Linked DNA regions of Homo sapiens: all the other regions are linked to region 3. Evidence: read pairs that join two places in POLR2A ChIA-PET (ENCODE). Cell type or tissue: Panc1. All regions are shown on one strand. Each heading gives the region's core, and the rest is flanking DNA. Links, peaks and the distances in the headings are about the cores only.

Evidence for each region. Peaks named below come from ENCODE experiments on the same cell type or tissue, not always from the same donor. Only the 100,000 strongest peaks of a DNase experiment are listed, where the experiment ranks them.
Region 1: POLR2A ChIA-PET joins it to region 3 with 8 read pairs; 4 of 35 experiments call an interaction of 5 or more read pairs at or near these places.
Region 2: POLR2A ChIA-PET joins it to region 3 with 9 read pairs; 6 of 35 experiments call an interaction of 5 or more read pairs at or near these places.

What each region holds. Positions count from the first base shown.
Region 1 is chr20:53,809,248-53,816,013 of GRCh38, forward strand. No RefSeq gene overlaps it. Among named protein-coding and RNA genes, the nearest start is that of BCAS1-AS1, 100 kb to the right of the region's middle. In Panc1, for the core only: no CTCF peak of the experiment used is centred there; no DNase peak of the experiment used is centred there; H3K27ac peaks cover 2,500 bases.
Region 2 is chr20:53,908,553-53,914,669 of GRCh38, forward strand. No RefSeq gene overlaps it. Among named protein-coding and RNA genes, the nearest start is that of BCAS1-AS1, 3.9 kb to the right of the region's middle. In Panc1, for the core only: no CTCF peak of the experiment used is centred there; no DNase peak of the experiment used is centred there; H3K27ac peaks cover 2,500 bases.
Region 3 is chr20:53,691,665-53,698,430 of GRCh38, forward strand. No RefSeq gene overlaps it. Among named protein-coding and RNA genes, the nearest start is that of ZNF217, 100 kb to the left of the region's middle. RefSeq lists an enhancer at 1-153. In Panc1, for the core only: no CTCF peak of the experiment used is centred there; no DNase peak of the experiment used is centred there; H3K4me3 peaks cover 597 bases; H3K27ac peaks cover 2,260 bases.

The DNA.
Region 1 (6,766 bases), core at 2,592-5,091, 120 kb after region 3:
GAGAATCCTTTTAGATAAAGCCCCCACAATTAGCTCCTCTCCTCATCTGCCTCCTCCACCTCCTCCAGAGGCTGCTGCCTTCTAGGTTCTACCTTTGAGAGCTCAGGTGCCTGCTGCCAATTACATTTCCACCCTACTTGTGAAACTACTGTGTAATTAGCCTAATTACAGGATTGCAGGCAATGGCAGCAGGCTGCCTGGGAAGGGGTATTAACCCTGCATTTCCCATGCACGTTGCAAGCACTCAGTGTCTCAGGACTGGGGAGGTAGGCTGCAGGCCATCCACCCAGGTTCTGGGTGGCCACTCTTGCCAAGTTGTTCCTTCTTAATGGCCAGAATATTCGACAGTCTTTTCAGAGTCTGTCCACTACAAAGCAACAACAGCAACGTAGTAATACTAGCAGCACATACTCAGGGCCAAACATTTTCAACAGGACAGAAGTAAAAAGTGAGACATAAAAGTTGTCTGAACCTGCACACGTACTCCCTGATTCTAAAGTAAAAGTTGAAAAAAGAAAAAAAAACTGTCTGAACATTCATCACCTGCATTCCAGCTCCACACCCCAGAAGTAACAATATCTAAAATAACAATACCTATCAAATGTAGACAGAAATGTTCTACACACAAGCAAGCTATATGTATAGATGTAGTCTTTGTTCTGCTAATGTTTAGTCTCTCTAAATAATAAAAAATAAGTCAAAAACTAAGTACAATGTGTTTTATATAGATATAGTCACCCATAAATGTCTGTTCAATTTACTTCGCACAATGAGATTATACAATACATATGCTTTTGTGACTTGCCCTTTGTTGCTAAATAATATATCCTATCTGTCTTTAATGCCTACATATTAGTGCTAACTCATTCTTTTTTATAAGGCTGTGTAATATTCAACAGGAAGAACGTGTCATAATTTATTTAACTAGTCTTCCATTATGAAGCATTTAGATTGCAAACAGATTTATGCCATAAAAAGAATACATAATCCCAGCACTTTGGGAGGCTGAGGTTAGTGGATTGCTTGAGCCCAGGAGTTTGAAACCAGCCTGGGCAACATGGTGAAACCCTGTCTCTACAAAAATACACATACAAAAAAAAAATTAGTTGGGCATGGTGGGGTGCGCCTATAGTCTTAGCTACTAGGGAGGCTGAGGTGGAAGGAGCTTAGAAGATCAAGGTTGCAGTAAGCTCAGATCGTGCCACTGCACTTCAGTCTGGGAAACAGAGTGAGACCCTGTCTCAAAAAAAAAAAAAAAAAAAAAGTGCATGAAGCCACACAAATAAGTTCCTGGTGCTTGTGAAGGAGATGAGGGTGGGAGGCAGCTTCCAAATAGTTAGGTGTGGTCCAAGAAGCAGGGGTAGAGAGATCCACTATAAAGCTGCGTGTTAACCCTTTAGTTAGTTGCTGGATCCTAGGAAGCCCTAGATGATTCCAGGGAGAGGCATTGAAGGGCAGCTCTTGACCAACCAGTATGGAAACCGTCCTATATTTTAACTACCAGTGTGGTCTTCCTGGTCACAGCTCTTGATGTTGGCTATATTTGCTATATTTGAGTATATTCACAGGTTTCCAACCCTAGAATTCTTGGGTCAAATGGTATAAACTCTTTTAGTCTTAATGAGTCTGTTATCAAACTTTCTCTTGGAGTCTTTTTTTTCATAAAAATAAAACAGTAATAGTAATAGATGGCATTTATGAGAGCAAAGCAACATACTAAAGGCTTTTTATACTTGATGTCCTGCAATTTTCCCAAGAGGGCTATGCCACAGGCACTTTTATCCCCCTCATTTTACAGATGGGGAATCTGAGACTCAGAGGCTAATGACCTGCCAAGTTTCACACAGCAAATCAGAGGAGGTGCTGCGATTCCAATTCATTTCCATAAGGCCCTGAAACCACCATCCTACTGGCTTTCTAAATCTTATTGAGCTGGGACGGTGGCTCATGCCTATAATCCCAGCACTTTGGGAGGCTGAGGAGCCTGGATCACCTGAGGGCAGGAGTTTGAGACCAGCCTGGCCAACATGGCGAAACTCCGTCTCTATTAAAAACACAAAAAATTAGCTGGGCGTGGTGGCAGGTGCCTGTAATCCCAGGTTAACAGGAGGCTGAGGCAGGAAAATTGCTTGAACCCGGGAGGCAGAGGTTGCAGTGAGCCAAGATCACACCATTGTACTCCAGCCTGGGTGACAGAGAGAGACTCTGTCTCAAAAAAAAAAAAAAAAATCTTATTGGAACGTGAAGATCAGGAAGGAGGCCCACAGTCTTTCCACTGCAGGGTCCATGAGCACACCTGCTTACATGTGCAAAGACACACTTAGATGGAGATGGAGAGAAGAAGCTAGGATGAAAACTAAAGATGGCAAAAAGAGAAATTAATATCAGGTCACTGTCAACAGAAATTTGTGTCACAGTGAATGGCACTTCTAACAATTGGCTACACAACCTAGGCCTTTTCAGGCCTCAGATTTCTCATCAGTAAAATGGGAATGATTATCCAATCCAGTAGAACTGTTGAGCAGAATTGAGTTAATCCATATGAAATGCCTGAGGCCTGGTAGGACAATTCACAGTTACTGTTAAGGTATCTGCAATGAGAAGAACATCTTAAACTCTTGACAGCATAGTTCTATAATATATAACCAAGGAGGAGGATTGCCCTTTAAAGGTCTGTCATTCCCCTCAACAATCCAGCAACAGTCCTGCTCCAACCACATTAAAACTAGTCCAAAAAATTTCCCCAATCCTGTGAATAATTATTTACCATTAGAAAAATCAGAGATCCTGACTGGGCGCGATGGCTCATGCCTGTAATCCCAGCACTTTGGGAGGCCGAGGCGGGTGGATCATGAAGTCAGGAATTCAAGACCAGCCTGGCCAAGATGGTGAAACCCCGTCTCTACTAAAAATACAAAAAATTAGCAGGGTGTGGTGGCACGCACCTGTAATCCCAGCTACTCGGGAGGCTAAGGCAGAAAATTGCTTGAACCCAGGAGGCGGAGGTTGCAGAGAGCTGAGATCATGCCACTGCACTCCAGCCTGGGAGGCAGAGTAAGATCTGTCTCAAAAAAAAAAAAAAAAATCAGAGGTTGAGAGCAGTGGCTCACAACTGTAAACCCAGCACTTTGGGAGGCTGAGGTGGGCAGATCACTTGAGGCCAGAAGTTCGAGACTAGCCTGGCCAACACGGGGAAATCTCCATCGCTACCAAAAAATACAAAATATTAGCCAGGCATGGTGGCGCACACCTGTAGTCCCAGCTATTTGGGATGCTGAGGCAGGAGAATAGCTTGATCCCAGGAAGCAGAGGTTGCAGTGAGCCGAGATCATGCCACTGCACTCCAGCCTGGGTGACAGAGTGAGACTCTGTCTCAAAAAAAAAAAGAAAAAGAAAAAGAAAAACAAATCAGAAACATATGGTTAAATTAAAAAAGACAAAGATGAAAATTAACTGTAATGCAATCTACGGTACTGTTAACATTTTGACATTTATGTTGATATACATTTGTATTTATATACTTTTAAAAGTCCCAAATGTTCTGTCTTATTGCACATTCTGCTGGGGGGCTGTTTTTTCTCTCCTTCCAGGCCATTCTCCACTGTCTGACCATCTCATGCCTTGGAATCCGGCTTTTGGGTTTTGGGCAGCTCCCACAGCCCTCACTCTCTTTAACTGAAACACAAGGTCCACACGTTTTGAAAGGTTTTCTTTTTTTTTTTTTTTGAGATGGAGTCTCGCTCTGTTGCCCAGGCTGGAGTGCAGTGGCGAGATCTCTGCTCACTGCAAGCTCCGCCCCCTGGGTTCATGCCATTCTCCTGCCTCAGCCTCCCGAGTACCTGGGACTACAGGCACGCACTACCACGCCTGGCTAATGTTTTTGTATTTTTAGTAGAGACGGGGTTTCACAGTGTTCGCCAGGATGGTCTCGATCTCCTGACCTCGTGATCCACCCGCCTCAGCCTCCCAAAGTGCTGGGATTACGGGCGTGAGCCACCGCGCCAGGCCTAAAGGTTTTCCTTTCTGGCCTTCTTCTCTCACCATTTTCTCTCTGCTTGTCAGGTCTTTGAACAGCCTAACCTGCTTTCCTTGCTGAATCCTGGTAGGTACCGTGGGAATCTAGCTTCTTTACTCTGGGGGTCCTGGGGCCCCCCTTTCTGGGCAGCTGTCTCTGTACCCCCATCCCCTGTCATCACCTGATCACACTTCATTGTACTGATTGGATAACACCTGCTATGGATTGAATGTGTCCCCCAAAGTTCGTATGTTGGAAACTTAATCCCCGGTGCAACAGCATTGAGAGGCAGGGCCTAAACAAGAAGATTAGGTCAAATGAGGGCTCTGCCCTCATGAACGGATTAATGGTGTAATTGTGGGAGTGGGTTAGTTATCAAATGAGTTTGGCCGCTCTTGCTGGCTCATACTTTTTTGCCTTTTTGGCTTCCACTATGAGATGACACAGCAAGAGGGCTCTTGCCAGAGCCTTAAATCTTGGCTCCAGAGCCAAGAGCCAAACAAATTTCTTTTCTTTATCAATTACCTCCTCTGTTGTATTTGTTATAGCAACACAAAACGAACTAAGACATAATCTGTCAGTCTCCACCACTGGTCTGTGAACTACATGAAGGCAGCTGGCCATGTTATGATGAGCCAAAATATATCCTCAATGTCTAGCATAAGTGCGTGGCATGATGTGCTCAATACGCACTCACTGAATTAATGAGCAAATCTGTGTGATTTTTACTTACTATAGAACCTGAGCATGGGACGTATGTGTCTTTACATTCCATGAGACAGGTTAGGGTGGGAGAGTAAAGGATTGACCTGGGAACATGCTTCTTCACTGGGATACCTTAGAACCTAGATCATGGGCTTTGCTGTCTCTCAAGAATCATGCAAATGACAAACATCACTGTGACTCCCAGTATTGTGGGTGCTGGCTGGAGTTCATTCCAGCAAAGAGCTAGAGAAACAGGAATAATATTACTCATTACTATTGTGCTTAGACTTTCTATACGATACCCAGATTCTACAAGTATTGCACCCAGTTGCTGGTGCACAGAAACCAGAGTTTCAACCACATTGCTTTGCACAGACATTTCTTCTGCAGTTCTCATTACCACTTTTACTTAAAAGGCATGCAGGCTGGGTGTGGTGGCTCATGCCTGTAATCCTAGCATTTTGGGAGGCTGAGGCAGGTGGATCACGAGGTCAGGAGATCGAGACCATCCTGGCTAACACGGTGAAACCCCGTCTCTTCCAAAAAAAAAAAATACAAAAAAATTACCCGGGCTTGGTGGCGGGCGCCTGTAGTCCCAAGTACTCGGGAGGCTGAGGCAGGAGAATGGCGTGAACACGGGAGGCGGAGCTTGCAGTGAACCGAGATCGAGCCACTGCACTCCAGCCTGGGCAACAGAGCAAGACTCTGTCTAAAAACAAAACAAAACAAAAAAAGACTTGCAAACAGATGTCTTGTTTAGTTTTGCAAATATTTGATGTGCAGTGGGATACTGAAATTAACATCAATAGAGTCAATAGGCAGAGAACATTAAGAAAGTGTTTGTAGATGTGCAGGAAGGTTTACGCATGCATGCATGCGATTTCATGGGTGAGAAAAAGCAGAGCCATCTGAAGTGGTTGAGAATGTGTTTTCCTCCACAAAAGAGGTGTGATCTGAGAGAACAAAATAGAAACCCCTATATTGACTAAGATGAACGCAAAGATTAAGGAAACAAAGTTACCTATGAGTGGAGGGCTCAGGGCCTGGCTGGCATGGCACGTTTCTAAAATCCTATGGCTGCAAGAAAAACCACAACTGCTAAAGTTCCTAACAATAGGCATTACCAGATCTCTCCTAACTTTGATTTATAACCCAGATGACTACAGCTCTGATTGAACAAAGACCTCAACAAAATTCTTTTCTGATAAGTTGCTGCAGATTTTTAACCAGTTTCAGTCAGCTTGTAGAGGCTGTGCACAAACTGTCATGTCCTTTAGTTTACCTTTTGATGTAAAGAACCAAATTCCACCCGATTTTAGTGCTAAAACATAGGATGTGTGTTACATACATTTGATGGCTGATTGCTGTAGCTAGGACTTCCAGTACTATGTTGAGTAACAGTGGTGAAAGTGGACATCCTGGTCATGATCCAGATCTTAGAGGAAAGGCTTTCCATTTTTCCCCACTCCGTATAATACTAACTGTGGGTCTGTCATATATGGCTTTTATTATGTTGACTTATGTTCCTTCTATCCCCCTTTTTTTTGAGGCTTTTTTTTTTTTAATCATGAAGGGTTGTTGAATTTTGTCAAATACTTTTTCAGCATCAATTAAAATGATCATATAATTTTTGTCCTTCATTCTGTTGATGTGATTTGTCACATTGATTTGTGTATGTTGAGCCATCTTGCATTCCAGGGATAAATTCCACTTGGTCATGATGAATTATCTTTTTAATATTTTGTTGAATTTGGTTCACTAGTATTTTGTTGAGAATTTTGGCATCAATATTCATCAGAGATAGTGACCTGTAGTTTCCTTTTTTCTGGTATGTCTTTGGTTTTGGTTTCAGGGTAATACTGGCCTCATAGAATGAGATTGGAAGGATTCCTTCCTTTTTTATTTTTTGGAATAGCTTGAGTAGGATTGGCATTAGTTCTTTAACTGTTTTGTCAAATTCAGCAGTAAAGCCATTGGGTCCTGGGCTTTTCTTTACTGGGAGTAAATTTTTTATTATTTTTTATTATGACTTTGATCTCATTGCTT
Region 2 (6,117 bases), core at 1,029-3,528, 220 kb after region 3:
AAACCGTTTCCCTGCAAAAAAAAAAAAAACCAAAAAACAAAAAACAAAACACAAAAATTGGCCAGGCGCAGTGGCTCACTCCTGTAATCCCAGCACTTTGGGAGGCTGAGGTGGGCGGATCTCCTGAGGTCAGGAGTTTGAGACCAGCCTGGCCAACATGGCGAAACCCCGTCTCTACTAAAAATAGAAAAATTAGCTGGGCCTAGTGGTGGGCGCCTGTAATCCCAGCTACTTGGAAGGCTGAGACAGGAGAATCGCTTGAACCCGGGAGGCGGAGATTGCATTGAACCGAGATCATGCCACTGCACTCCAGCCTGGGCGACAGAGCGAGACTCTGCCTCAAAAACAAACAAACAAAAAACCACAAAAAATATGCTGGGCATGGTGGCGTGCACCTGTAGTTCCAGCTACTTGGTTGGCTGAGGATTGTTGGAGCTCAGGAGGTCTAGGTTGCAGTAAGCCGTGATCATGCCACTGCACTCCAGCCTGAGCAAGAGAAAAAAAAAGAAAGAAAGAAAGAAAGAAAGAAAAAAATAAATTATTGGCCAACAGATGTTTTTATCTTCTCTTGGACTTAACATGGAGAAAAGGGAACCATGAAGTAATCAGAGTTTACTACAGAGAGGGGCCAAGCCAAGAATGAAACCAACATAGAAGAAAGCAGAAAGAAAGAAAAAAAAGAACAGGGTGGATACGGTTTGAGCCCCCTGGATTTAGCCACGCCTGAAGCTATCAACTCCTGGATCATTAAGTTATATGAGTCAATAAATTCCTATTTTGCTTAAGTCAGTTTGAGTTGAGGTTTCTGCTATTGCAACTGAAAGGCTCCTGGTTAAAACACATTTAAAACTTTTAAAAATTTTACAGAAGTCCAGGAAGTAGTTATTGTTAGTATCCTTGTTTTATAGATGCTTTATAGACACTGAGGCTTAGGGAGTTAACAGCTTCAGATGATTCCTGTGTATACTTAAATATGAGAATCACTGATAAAGGTACTTGATCTAGCTGCTTCTTAAGGGTGATAACACTTTTTTTCTCTTCTTTCCTTTTCTTTCTTTCTTTTTTTTTTGAGATGGAGTCTTGCTCCGTCGCCCAGGCTGGAATGCAGTGGTGTGATCTTGGCTCACTGCAACCTCCGCCTCCTAGGTTCAAGTGATCCTCCTGCCTCAGCCACCTGAGTAGTTGGGATTACAGGTTACTCAGGTGGCTGCCACCATGCCCAGCTGATTTTTGTATTTTTAGTAGATGCAGGGTTTTGCCATGTTGACCAGGATGGTCTCGAACTCCTGACCTCAAGTTATCTGCCCAGCTTGGCCTCCCAAAGTGCTGGGATTACAGGCGTGAGCCACTATGCCCTGCCTCTCTTCTTTCTTCTTTTCTTTTCTTTCTTTTTTTTTTTTTTGAGACGGAGTCTCGCTCTTGTCACCCAGGCTGGAGTGCAGTGGTACGATCTCAGCTCACTGCAACCTCCACCTCCTGGGTTCAAGCAATTCTCCTGCCTCAGCCTCCTGAGCAGCTGGTATTACAGGCGCCCGCCACCATGCCTGGCTAATTTTTGATGTTTTGGTAGAGATGGGGTTTCACCATGTTGGCCAGGCCTGTCTTGAACTCCTCACCTCAAGTGATCCACCCACCTTGGCCTCCCAAAGTGCTGGGGTTACAGGCGTGCGCCACCATGCCCGGCCTCTTTTTGCTTTTAAAAATAAGTCTGGAGTCTAACATAGTCTAAGCAAAGAAGGTTTAAAATCCCCACCCAGACCTAACTGACTAGGGCCATGGAGCATGGGGTGAAATCATGAGGTGCTTGGGTTGGAACCGTGTGGATTGCAGCGTGGCTGCAGTGGTGCCTGCCACTTCCTAGGTGTGTGGCCATGAGCACACTGTGAAGACCCTCTGCCACAGGGCTTCCAGGAGCACCGCCTGCAGCGGGCTTCCCACACCTTCACTGAGATGAACCATCGAAAGCCCTGCCTTGGCACTCAAACCTCCAATTTCAAGATTGGGAAAGACAAGTGTATTTCTGCATGTTGAATTTTCTTTCTTTTTGTTTCCTCTTTTGGTGGCTTTATGAGGAAGATGGAGGTGGCAATTGCCAAGTGGAGAATAAGAAGAAGTGGAAAAAAATGAAAATAAGAAAGATAATAGGTGGAAGAGAGTCAGGCAGAGTGAAGGAATCAAAGAGCGGCACAGGACCCTGAGATCCGCCTAGCATCCATTAACAAGTATTCACGGAGCACCGATGTGTCAGGAACTGTCCTCCGCCCTGGGACCATGCTGGGACATGGACCGAGAATAGTCACATGTCTGTGGAGCTAGTGAGGGAGAGAGATGCCAAATAATTATGGAAAAGGTATATCTGCCAAGTAGAGGTAAGTGCCGGGGAGAAAAATAAAACAGGGAGAGTAATGGATGCGTGGGGGATGGGAGGGCACAGCCTTGTAAGGGGTGGGGAGTGAGCCACCAGAAAGGAGGGTATATTAGTCCGTTTTCACGCTGCTGATAAAAACATACCCGAGACTGGGAAGCAAAAAAGGTTTAATTGGACTTACAGTTCCACGTGGCTGGGGAGGCCTCAGAATCATGGCAGGGGGCAAAAGGCACTTCCTACATGGTGGCGGCAAGAGAAAAATGACGAGGAAGCAAAAGCAGAGACCCCTGATAAAAGTATCAGATCTCATGAGACTTATTCACTATCACAAGAATAGCAAGGGAAAGACCGGCTCTCATGATTCAATTACCTCCCCCTGGGTCCCCCCACAACACATGGGAATTCTGGAAGATACAATTCAAGTTGAGATTTGGTGGGGACACAGCCAAATCGTATCAGAGGGAAAAGCCACAAGGTGGGAACATGCTTGGCCAGAAGCTATTGTGGCTGGGGTGAAGAAAACAAGGACGGAGAGGAGTGACAGAGGCCATCAGGCCAGGGCGTGAGTGAGGATCCCAGAAAGATAGAGATATGTCAGCGGGTACAAGTCTGGGGGCACTGGAGCGATGCAGGCCTTCACAAATTCCGAAGTGGTAGTGGCCCTTGCAGGTGGCCTTTGTAGGGAGGGCCTTCAACTCCAGCACACATCCCTGCCCTGGGCTAGCCATCCTTGCTTCAGCTTTGACCAGGGTCCATATCAGCAAGATCATTGTGACCCTGTTAAAGAATCCAGGTTTTGTTGGAAGGATCATGGGGAGTCCCAAGCAGCATGAGACAATGCGCTTTACATTTTAAAAATGACACTGATGCTTCTCGGAGAACAGATTGCAGGGATGAGGGCAAGTGGGCAGCAGAGAATGTGACCAGTCATCTGGATTTACCAGAGATGGAGGGGTTTCCTGGGACATGGGACTTCCAGGGACAAAACCAGGCACTGGAATGAGCTGATGACCAGAAAGCAGAGAGACCAGAGAGGAGGCTATAGTAGTCTTTGACCAAGAGGTGTGAGTAGCTTAGATTAGGGTAAGAGCAGGGCTGTGATGACAAGCGGTTGGATTTGAGAGGTATTTTGAAGGAGTGGTAAGAGGAGCTATTGCTTTAAGAAGCAGGCAAGGCAAATCTCAGCTCCAGGTGGCAGGAAAGCCTTTCAGAAGGAGAGCTCTCACCCTGGGCCTGCAGGCCAGTTGGCTGTGGGACATCAAGTCATTCATCTCCCCAGGTTCCAGCTCTTTCCTCGGTTGGGGAGGGTGTGGGGGTAATGATGCCAACCTCGCAGTGTTGCCACAGGATTCAGTCACACATCCTGGGATGCCCCTTTGCAGCAGGTGCTGGCTGATATTATTTCTTAGGAGCCTGCACAAAAATTTAAGAAGGCATTTAGGAAGTTGGTGGAGCAGGAGATATGGATGTTTATAAAATGAGAGCTGTCTCTCCTTTGGCCAGTGCTGGATCCTCTCTGCTGTTTGTATCTACATGTGAGAGGGAGGTTTGGGGATCTTATGTGCAAGACTGCTTTCTGTGCTCTCTGTCTCTTATCTCCTGTCCCCAGCTGAGGTAGGAGCCGTCACTCCATCATCCTTGCCCCCGTCGAATGGTGCTTGTCTTCTGCCCCAGCCCTTGCCCTCCTGGCCTGCTGTGTAGTTAGTTCCTGGCATGGAATGGAATCTAAGAATGAAAGACAGGTCGAGCCCTTACAGTTTGCAAGGCCATCTGAGAGGTCTTCGTGTACCTTGATGATGACGGGGTCCTCTCCACAGCCCCAAGTGAAGTTCAAAGGAAAAAGATAATAACGCGGCCGGGCGCAGTGGCTCATGCCCGTAATCCCAGCACTTTGGGAGGCCGAGGCGGGCGGATCACAAGGTCAGGAGATCAAGACCATCCTGGCTAACATGGTGAAACCCCGTCTCTACTAAAAATACAAAAATTAGCCAGTCGTGGTGGTGGGCGCCTGTAGTCCCAGCTACTTGAGAGGCTGAGGCAGGAGGATGGCATGAACCTGGGAGACAGAGCTTGCAGTGAGCTGAGATCGCGCCACTGCACACCAGCCTGGGCGACAGAGCGAGACTCTGTCTCAAAAAAAAAAAAAAATATATATACACACACACACACACACACACACACACATATTCATATATATACGTATATATGTATACATGTATATACGTATATATGTATATATACATATATGTATATATATCCATGTGTGTGTATATATATCCATGTGTATATATGTATACGTATATATACACGTATATATGTACGTATACATGTATATATATACACATATACAGATACATGTATATATACATATATATAAAATAAAGCATAAGATATAATTATATTTTTGGAAATGACACATAACTCTATGTATTATGATGGTTTTCTTTTGAGGTTTCCTCTTTGGTTCTTGAGGAGTCAAATCCCTTCTTTGCTATGCCGTAGTTGCATGTTGAGAGGTCCTGTGCCAGGTGCTCAGGTGCCTGTCATTTCATCAGCTACACACCCTGGAAGCAGGCCTGACTCAATGGTCCCTGCTTTCCCCATGAAGCAGCAGTGACTCAGAGAGATGACACATTTGCCCACGGTCATTCAGTTTCTCAGCTAAATGAAGCTTCATTTAGCTTCATTTCTCCTTCTCTTAATCTCCAGGTATCTATTTATCTATCCATCCATCCATCCATCTTCCTATCCATCTATTCTCTATTGATGTATGTATATATATATATGTATTATGTATCTATGTGTCTATTACCTGTTTATGTTTCTATTACTTATCTATATCTACCCATTTATATGTATGTATGTATCTATCTACCATCTATCTATCCATCCTCTACCTATTTTCCATCTATCTATCATCTATGTATGTATTATGTACCTATGTGTCTGTCATCTATGTATCTATTACCTATCTATCTTTTTAAAAATTTATTTAATAGAGACGGGGTCCCGTTATGTTGCCCAGGCTGGTCTTGAACTCTGGACTCAAGTGATCCTCCTGCCTCGGCCCCCCAAAGTGCTGGGATTACAGGCATGAGCCACCATGCCTGGCTGTACCTATCTATCTTTATCTACTCATCTATATATATTGTATGTATCTATCATCTATCTATCTATCTATCTATCTATCTATCTATCTATCTATCTATCATCTATCAATCATCTATGTGTCTTATCTATCATCTATCTTATCTATGTATCTCTATGACCTGTCTATCTATGTATCTATCTGTTATCTCTCTGGTTATCTGGTCTCCAGTGCCCACCTCCTCCTCCCAGTCTTTTCTCTCACCCTGACTCTGAACTTCTCCAGGCCTGGTGTTATGTTTTCTGTAGCGTGACCTTATAACTAACCATCCCATCGAAGACGCTTGGGGGAGTGAAAGGAGGGGCTATTAATACTTCTGCAAAAACTGGCGCTGCCCTGAGCACACTGGGATGCCTGGTGGTGGTGGTGGTTAGGTGTAGATTTCTCCCCATTCCTTAGTGCCTCACAAGGGTGCTGTAAAACGTTTGTCGAGTGTGTTTTATCAACAGTCTCAGAAGGGGTGGTAAAAAAAAATACTCGTTTGTTTCATACAGAGAGAAATTGCATTACAAAGTGATGACTTACAAAATCACCGAAAGGAAATCAATGGTGAGGTGGAGCCAAACCTCTGCTGTAGAATTTCTGGATTCAGATAACACAG
Region 3 (6,766 bases), core at 2,236-4,735:
GTTGATGGTTTAGACAAGCAAGGCGAGGAGGAAGGAGGTATCACGGCTGACTCATAGTGTTTTTAACCAGGGAAGCAGGAAAAACTGGAAGAAGAGACGCTATTAAATTATGTAGGTAAGAGGTCCTGAAGATGCTGAGTCAATGACAGTAGGACTGGCAGGAGGACTCCAGGGCACTGCAGGGATATAATCAATAGGGTTTGGCAGCTGATCGGCCATTGGGAGAAGGCTTTATGGGACAGGGAAGGATCTAGAAGGACTTCAGCCCCAAGCAGGGGTTGCTGTTTTTGTCTTGAATATGTAGAGTGGGATTATGAAGCTGTGTCACATGAAATACCCTCAAATCTGTCCATTTATACATACATGAGCTGGTCTGTGAATGGTTGGAGGGAAGCAGCTCAAAAAGGGAAGAGTAGAGTTTTTCAGCCTCAACAAGGTATGATCATTAGAGTTAAAGGGAAAAAAGACTTTGTTAATGAACCCATCAGAGACACTTTGGAACCTACTGCAGCCATAGAAACTGACCTGGAGGCCGGGCGCGGTGGCTCACGCCTGTAATCCCAGTACTTTGGGAGGCTGAGATGGGTGGATCACCTGAGATCAGGAGTTCGAGACCAGCCTGGCCAACATGGTGAAACCCCATCTGTACTAAAAAATACAAAAATTAGCTGAGAGTGGTGGCAGGTGCCTGTAATCCCAGCCACTCGGAAGGCTGAGGCAGGAGAATCGCTTGAACCCAGGAGATGAAGGTTGCAGTGAGCCGAGATCACGCCACTGCACTCTTGCCTGGGCGACAGAGCAAGACTGTCTCAAAAACAAACAAAAAAACAAAGGCCCTTACCGTAGCCTCTGACTCTCTCATTATATTATTACCATTGGAGCACTTTTCATCCCTTTCAGGATTAACCTGTCTTAGCTGTATGTGTTACCTGGTTTATACCTGTGTCTCTCCTGCTCGAGTGTCACCTCTGTCAGGGCCATGTCCCCCCGCCCAGCCACCCGCCTCGTTCAATCCCATTTGCTGCTGTATGTCCAGCTGTGATGGCACTGCCTGACACTTAGTAGGTGCTTGAAACATGTTTTTTGAAGTGGATTGGCTTAAGCCACCCTGAATGCTAAACGCTAGTATTTGGGTGCACCATAGTGACCGTTCTCCTAGGGAAAGCTTTTCACACATTCAAATCTGTTGCTACAGGCAGCGTTCGTGCACACACAAACAGATCCAAGTAAGCGGTGGCTGCAACCCAGTCCTGAGTCAATGGGTTTGGCAGGACAGCAATTAGCCACACATTCTGAGGAAGTGGAGCATCAATCATCCAACTCCTTTTAAGGCATGAGTTAGCTGTATACTTTTGAAATTAGCTTTATGGAGGCATAAGAATGATATCATGGACTTTGGGGACTCAGGGGAAAGAGTGGGAGGGGGTTGAGGGATAAAAGACTACCCACTGGTTGTAGTGTACACGGCTCAAGGGATGTGGCCACCAAAATCTCAGAAATCACCACTAAAGAATTTTCTATGCAACAAAACACCACCCGTTCCCCAAAAACTAGTTAAAAAAATAAAAGATTGTTGGGATTAACAGAAAAAAATAAGATAAAATTATCGTTATTGAAATATAATTCTCATGCCGTATGACCCACTAATTTAAAGTGTACAAACGCAATGATTTTTAGCATGTTCAGAGTCGTGCGACCATCACTGCTATCTCACTCCGAACATTTTCCTCACCCCAAAAGGAAACCCCTTATTCATTAACACTCTCCTCCCATTTCCCCTCCAACCCTAGGAAACCACGAATCTACTTTCTGTTTCTTTCAATTTGCCTATTCTGCACATTGTGTATAAGTGAAATTATGCAGTTTGTGGCCCTTTGTGTCGGTCTTCATTCACTAAACATAATGTTTTCTTTTGTTGTTGTTTTGAGACAGAGTTTCGCTCTTGTTGCCCAGGCTGGAGTGCAATGGGGTGATCTCCGTTCACTGCAACCTCCGCCTCCTGGGTTCAAGCAATTCTCCTACCTCAGCCTCCCAGGTAGCTGGGATTACAGGCACCCGCCACCACATACGGCTAATTTTTTGTATTTAGTAGAGACTGGGTTTCACTGTGTTGGTCAAGCTGGTCTCGAACTCCTGACCTCAGGTGATCCACCTGCCTCGGCCTCCCAAAGTGCTAAGATTATTGGTGTGAGCCACCGCGCCTGGCCACGTAATGGTTTCAAAGTTCATCCATGTTGTAGCATGTATGAGTACTTTATTCCTTTTTATTGCTAAATAATTTTCCATTTTACATATTGATTCTTCTGTTGATGGACATTTGGGTTTTTTCCATTTCTTGGCTACTATGAATATATATATATATATATATATATTTTTTTTTTTTTTTTTTTTTTTTTTTTTTTGAGATGGAGTCTCACTCTGTTGCCCAGGCTGGAGTGCAGTGGCATGATCGTGGCTCACTGCAACCTCTACTGCCCAGGTTCAAGTGATTCTCCTGCCTCAGCCTCCCGAGTAGCTGGGATTACAGGCACCTGCCAGTGCGCTTGGCTAATTTTTGTAGTTTTTAGTAGAGATGGGGTTTCACCATCTTGGCAAACTCTTGACCTCGTGATCCACCTGCCTCAGCCTCCCAGTGTGCTGGGATTACAGGCGTGAGCCACCGTGCCCGGCCAAATTTGTTTTTTTTTGTTGTTTTTTTGTTTTTTTTGTTTTTGAGACGGAGTCTTGCACTGTTGCCCAGGCTGGAGTGCAGTGGCGCGATCTCTGCTTACTGCAAGCTCTGCCTCCTGGGTTCAGGCCATTCTCCTGCCTCAGCCTCCTGAGTAGCCAGGACTACAGGTATGCACCACCATGCCTGGCTAATTTTGTATTTTTGGTGGGACTGGGTTTTGCCATGTTGGCCAGGATGGTCTCCAACTATCGACCTCAGGTGATCCACCCACCTTGGCCTCCCAAAGTGCTGGGATTACAGGCACGAGCCACCGCGCCCAGCACTGTGCTAATATGTTTTAAACAACTTTCTAATACTTGCAGACCTTTCTTTGGAACCAAGAGAGCTGGTCTCTCCTTCATCAGGGCCTTCGGCAGGCAATGCTACCTGGCTAGAAGTTAGCTTTTTTTTTTTTTCTTTGGCATATTTTTCAGCGGTTACCTTCTGTTTATGGAAAATGATATTGATTTTTCATTTACAGAGGTGATACAGTTTCTTTTTTTGGCCTTGATTCATCACCTCTTAACAGTTTCATTTTACAAAACTAATTTAAAGTAGAAGCTGTCGGCCGGGCACGATGGCTCACGCCTGTAATCCCAGCACTTTGGGAGGCCGAGACAGGCGGATCACGAGGTCAGGAGATCGAGACCATCCTGGCTAACACGGTGAAACCCCGTATCTGCTAAAAATTCAAAAAAAAAAGTTAGCCGGGCATGCTCGTGAGCGCCTGTAGTCCCAGCTACTCGGGAGGCTGAGGCAGGAGAATGGCGTGAACCCGGGAGGCGGAGCTTGCAGTGAGCCGAGATCCTGCCACTGCACTCCAGCCTGGGCGACAGAGCGAGACTCTGGCTCAAAAAAAAAAAAAAAAAAAAAAAAGTCGAAGCTGTCTATTAAAAATAAATGATAGTAATAATCTAACGTGGTTCATGAGGAAATTTAAAAACAATAAGGCACCTGTAATTCCAGCACTTTAGGAGGCCGTGGAGGGTGGATCACTTGAGGTTAGGCGCTCAAGACCAGTCTGGCCAACATGGTGAAGCCCCATCTCAACTAAAAATACTAAAATTAGCAAGGTGTGGTGATGCACATCTGTAATCCCAGCTACTCAGGAGACTGAGGCAGAAGAATCACTTGAACCTGGATGTCAGATATTGCAGTGAGCTGAGCTCATACCACTGCACTCCAGCCTGGGCGACAGAGTGAGTGAGATTCCATCTCAAAAACAAAGAAACAAACAAACAAAACACACACAAAAAAAAAACCACACAAAAAAATAAGGCTCTTAGCAAAATAATAGCTAAGTGTTTTTATTTTATTTTATTTTAAAATTGTACCAAAACCATAGATGAAACTAAGTGTTTTTTTATATCTTCATTAAGTGACAATCAGTTTGTTTGTTTTGGTTTTTTTTTTTTTTAATTATTTAGGGATGGGAGTCTTCCCTTGTTGTCCAGACTGGTTTCAAACTCCTGGCCTCAAATGATCCTCACACCTCAGCCTCCCAAAGTGCTGAGATTACAGGCGTGGGCCACCACTCCCAGGCACCAATCACAGTTCTAAGAATTTTACATAGATCAACTTTGTTGAGTCCTCACCATTCTCATCCCACAGATGAGGAAACTGAGTCGCAGAGAGGCTAAATGCATTGTTCAGGGTCACATAGCTGGTTGTGAAGGTGGTGTGTGAATGGCAGGTTTGGAAAGGCCAGGTGTAGGGGCTACATTGTGGAATGCCCCCGGCTCATGATGACTACTTAACTTCCCTCTCCCCTCCTCTTTGCATGCAGTGGGCCCCCAGCTTCTGGCTTGTACTAAACACTCTGCTCTCCCAACTGTTATGGAATGAAACGGGAGCAAGACTTGATGCATACTGGGTAAATCTAACCCTGCCCTGAAAATTTGGAATAATTACTGAAGAAGATGTCATCTGCACAGTAGCACTGAAGTAAATCCAATTACTCAGGGGAGCCCTGGACGCCGTCATTTTCCTCAGATGCAGTCAATCTGCAGGAGAGAGAAGAACGAATACATGCAGAGAGAGGCAAAGTGGAGAGATGGGGTCTTCCTGAGCCCCAGTGTTTCCACTTCTTAGACCTGGTCCTTTCTCATCCACGTCAGGCTGCACCCCTCAACTTGTCTTTTGGTAACTGCCCCCATTCAACCTAAGCTAGCTGGGGTTGGTTTTTGCTTTACTTAATAAAAACATTTCTTTCTTTCTTTCTTTTTTTTTTTTTTTTTGAGACCGAGTCTCGCTCTGTCGCCCAGACTGGAGTGCAGTGGCACGATCTCGGCTCACTGCAACCTCCGCCTCCTGGGTTCAGGCCATTCTCCTGCCTCAGCCTCCCGAGTAGCTGGGACTACAGGCGCCTGCAACCACGCACGGCTAATTTTTTGTATTTTTAGTAGAGACGGGGTTTCACCATGTTGGTCAGGATGGTCTCGATCTCATGACCTTGTGATCTGCCCGCCTCGGCCTCCCAAAGTGCTGGGATTACAGGCGTGAGCCACCGCGCCCACCTAAAACATTTCAAAATAAGATACGCAAGCTCTATGTGGAAGCGAAAGGGGGAAGCAGGGAATTCAAGATCTACAAAAGGAGTTTTAGGAAGTGAAATGGGTATTCTCAAGAGTGGGTTGGCTGGGTGCAGTGGCTCATGCCTGTAATCTCAGCACTTTGGGAGGCCGAGGCTTGGGAATCGCTTGAGCCCAGGAGTTCGAGACCAGCCTGGGCAACTTAGCAAGACCTTATCTCTACAAATAATAAAAAAAATTAGCTGGGCGTGGTGGTGCACGCCTGTGGTCCCAACTACTTGGGGGGGCTGAGGTGGGAGGATTGCTTGAGCCCAGGAGGTTGAGGCTGCAGTGAGCTGAGATCGCACCACTGCCTTTCAGCCTGGGCGACAGAGCAAGATCTTGTCTTAGACAAAAAAAAAAAAAAGGAGGCCGGGTGCGGTGGCTTACGCCTGTAATCCCAGCACTTTGGGAGGCCCAGGCGGGCGGATCACTTGAGGTCGGGAGTTTGAGACCAGCCTGACAAACATGGAGAAACCTGTCTCTACTAAAAATACAAAAAGTTAGCCGGGTGTGGTGGCAGGCACCTGTAATCCCAGCTACTTGGGAGGCTGAGGCAGGAGAATCGCTTGAAACCAGGAGGCGGAGGTTGCAGTGAGCTGAGATCGTGCCATTGCACTCCAGCCTGGGTGACAAGACCAAAACTCCGTCTCAAAAGAAAGAAAAAAGAAAAGAAAAGAAAGAAAAAAGAAAGAGAGAGAGAGAGGGAGGAAAGGAAAGGAAAATAAAGGAAAAGAGGGGAGGGAAGGAAAGGAAAGGGAGAGGAGGGAGGGAAGGAGGGAAAGAAGGAAGGGAGGGAAAGAAAGAAAGGAAAGAAATAGGCCGGGCACGGTGGATCACACCTGTAGTCCCAGCACTTTGGGAGGCCAAGGCGGCGGATCACAAGGTCAGGAGTTCAAGACCAGCCTGGCCAGCATGGTGAAACCCCCGTCTCTACTAAAAATACAAAAAATTAGCCGGGCATGGTGGTGTGTGCCTGTAATCTCAGCTACTCGGGAGGCTGAGGCAAGAGAATTGCTTGAACCCAGGAGGCAGAGGTTGCAGTAAGCCGAGATCAGCCACTGCACTCCAGCCTTAGGGATAGAGCGAGACTCCATCTCAAAAAAAAAAAAAAAAGGGAAAGAAGTTAGGAAGTTGATACTATTTCAGACTGTAGAGTCTGGTTATTTTCCCAGGTCAGGCTGGCTGAGCAGAGTGAACTTGTCTCTCCAGGGGTCCCACTTTAGCATCATTTCACATGTACTAGGGCTTGCGGCGTGGGCTATCTAGAGCCAAATAGAGATCTAGAGCCAAAGAGAGTGCATTTTCTGTCAAACTCATAAGAAAGAGGAATGGTCAGCATCTGAAAGTTCCTTTTTTTTTTTTTTTTGAGACGGAGTCTCGCTCTGTGGCCCAGGCTTCAGAGCAGTGGCGAGATCTCAGCTCACTGTAACCTCTACCTCCTGGGTTCAAGCAATTCTCCTGCCTCAGCCTCCTGAGTAGCTGG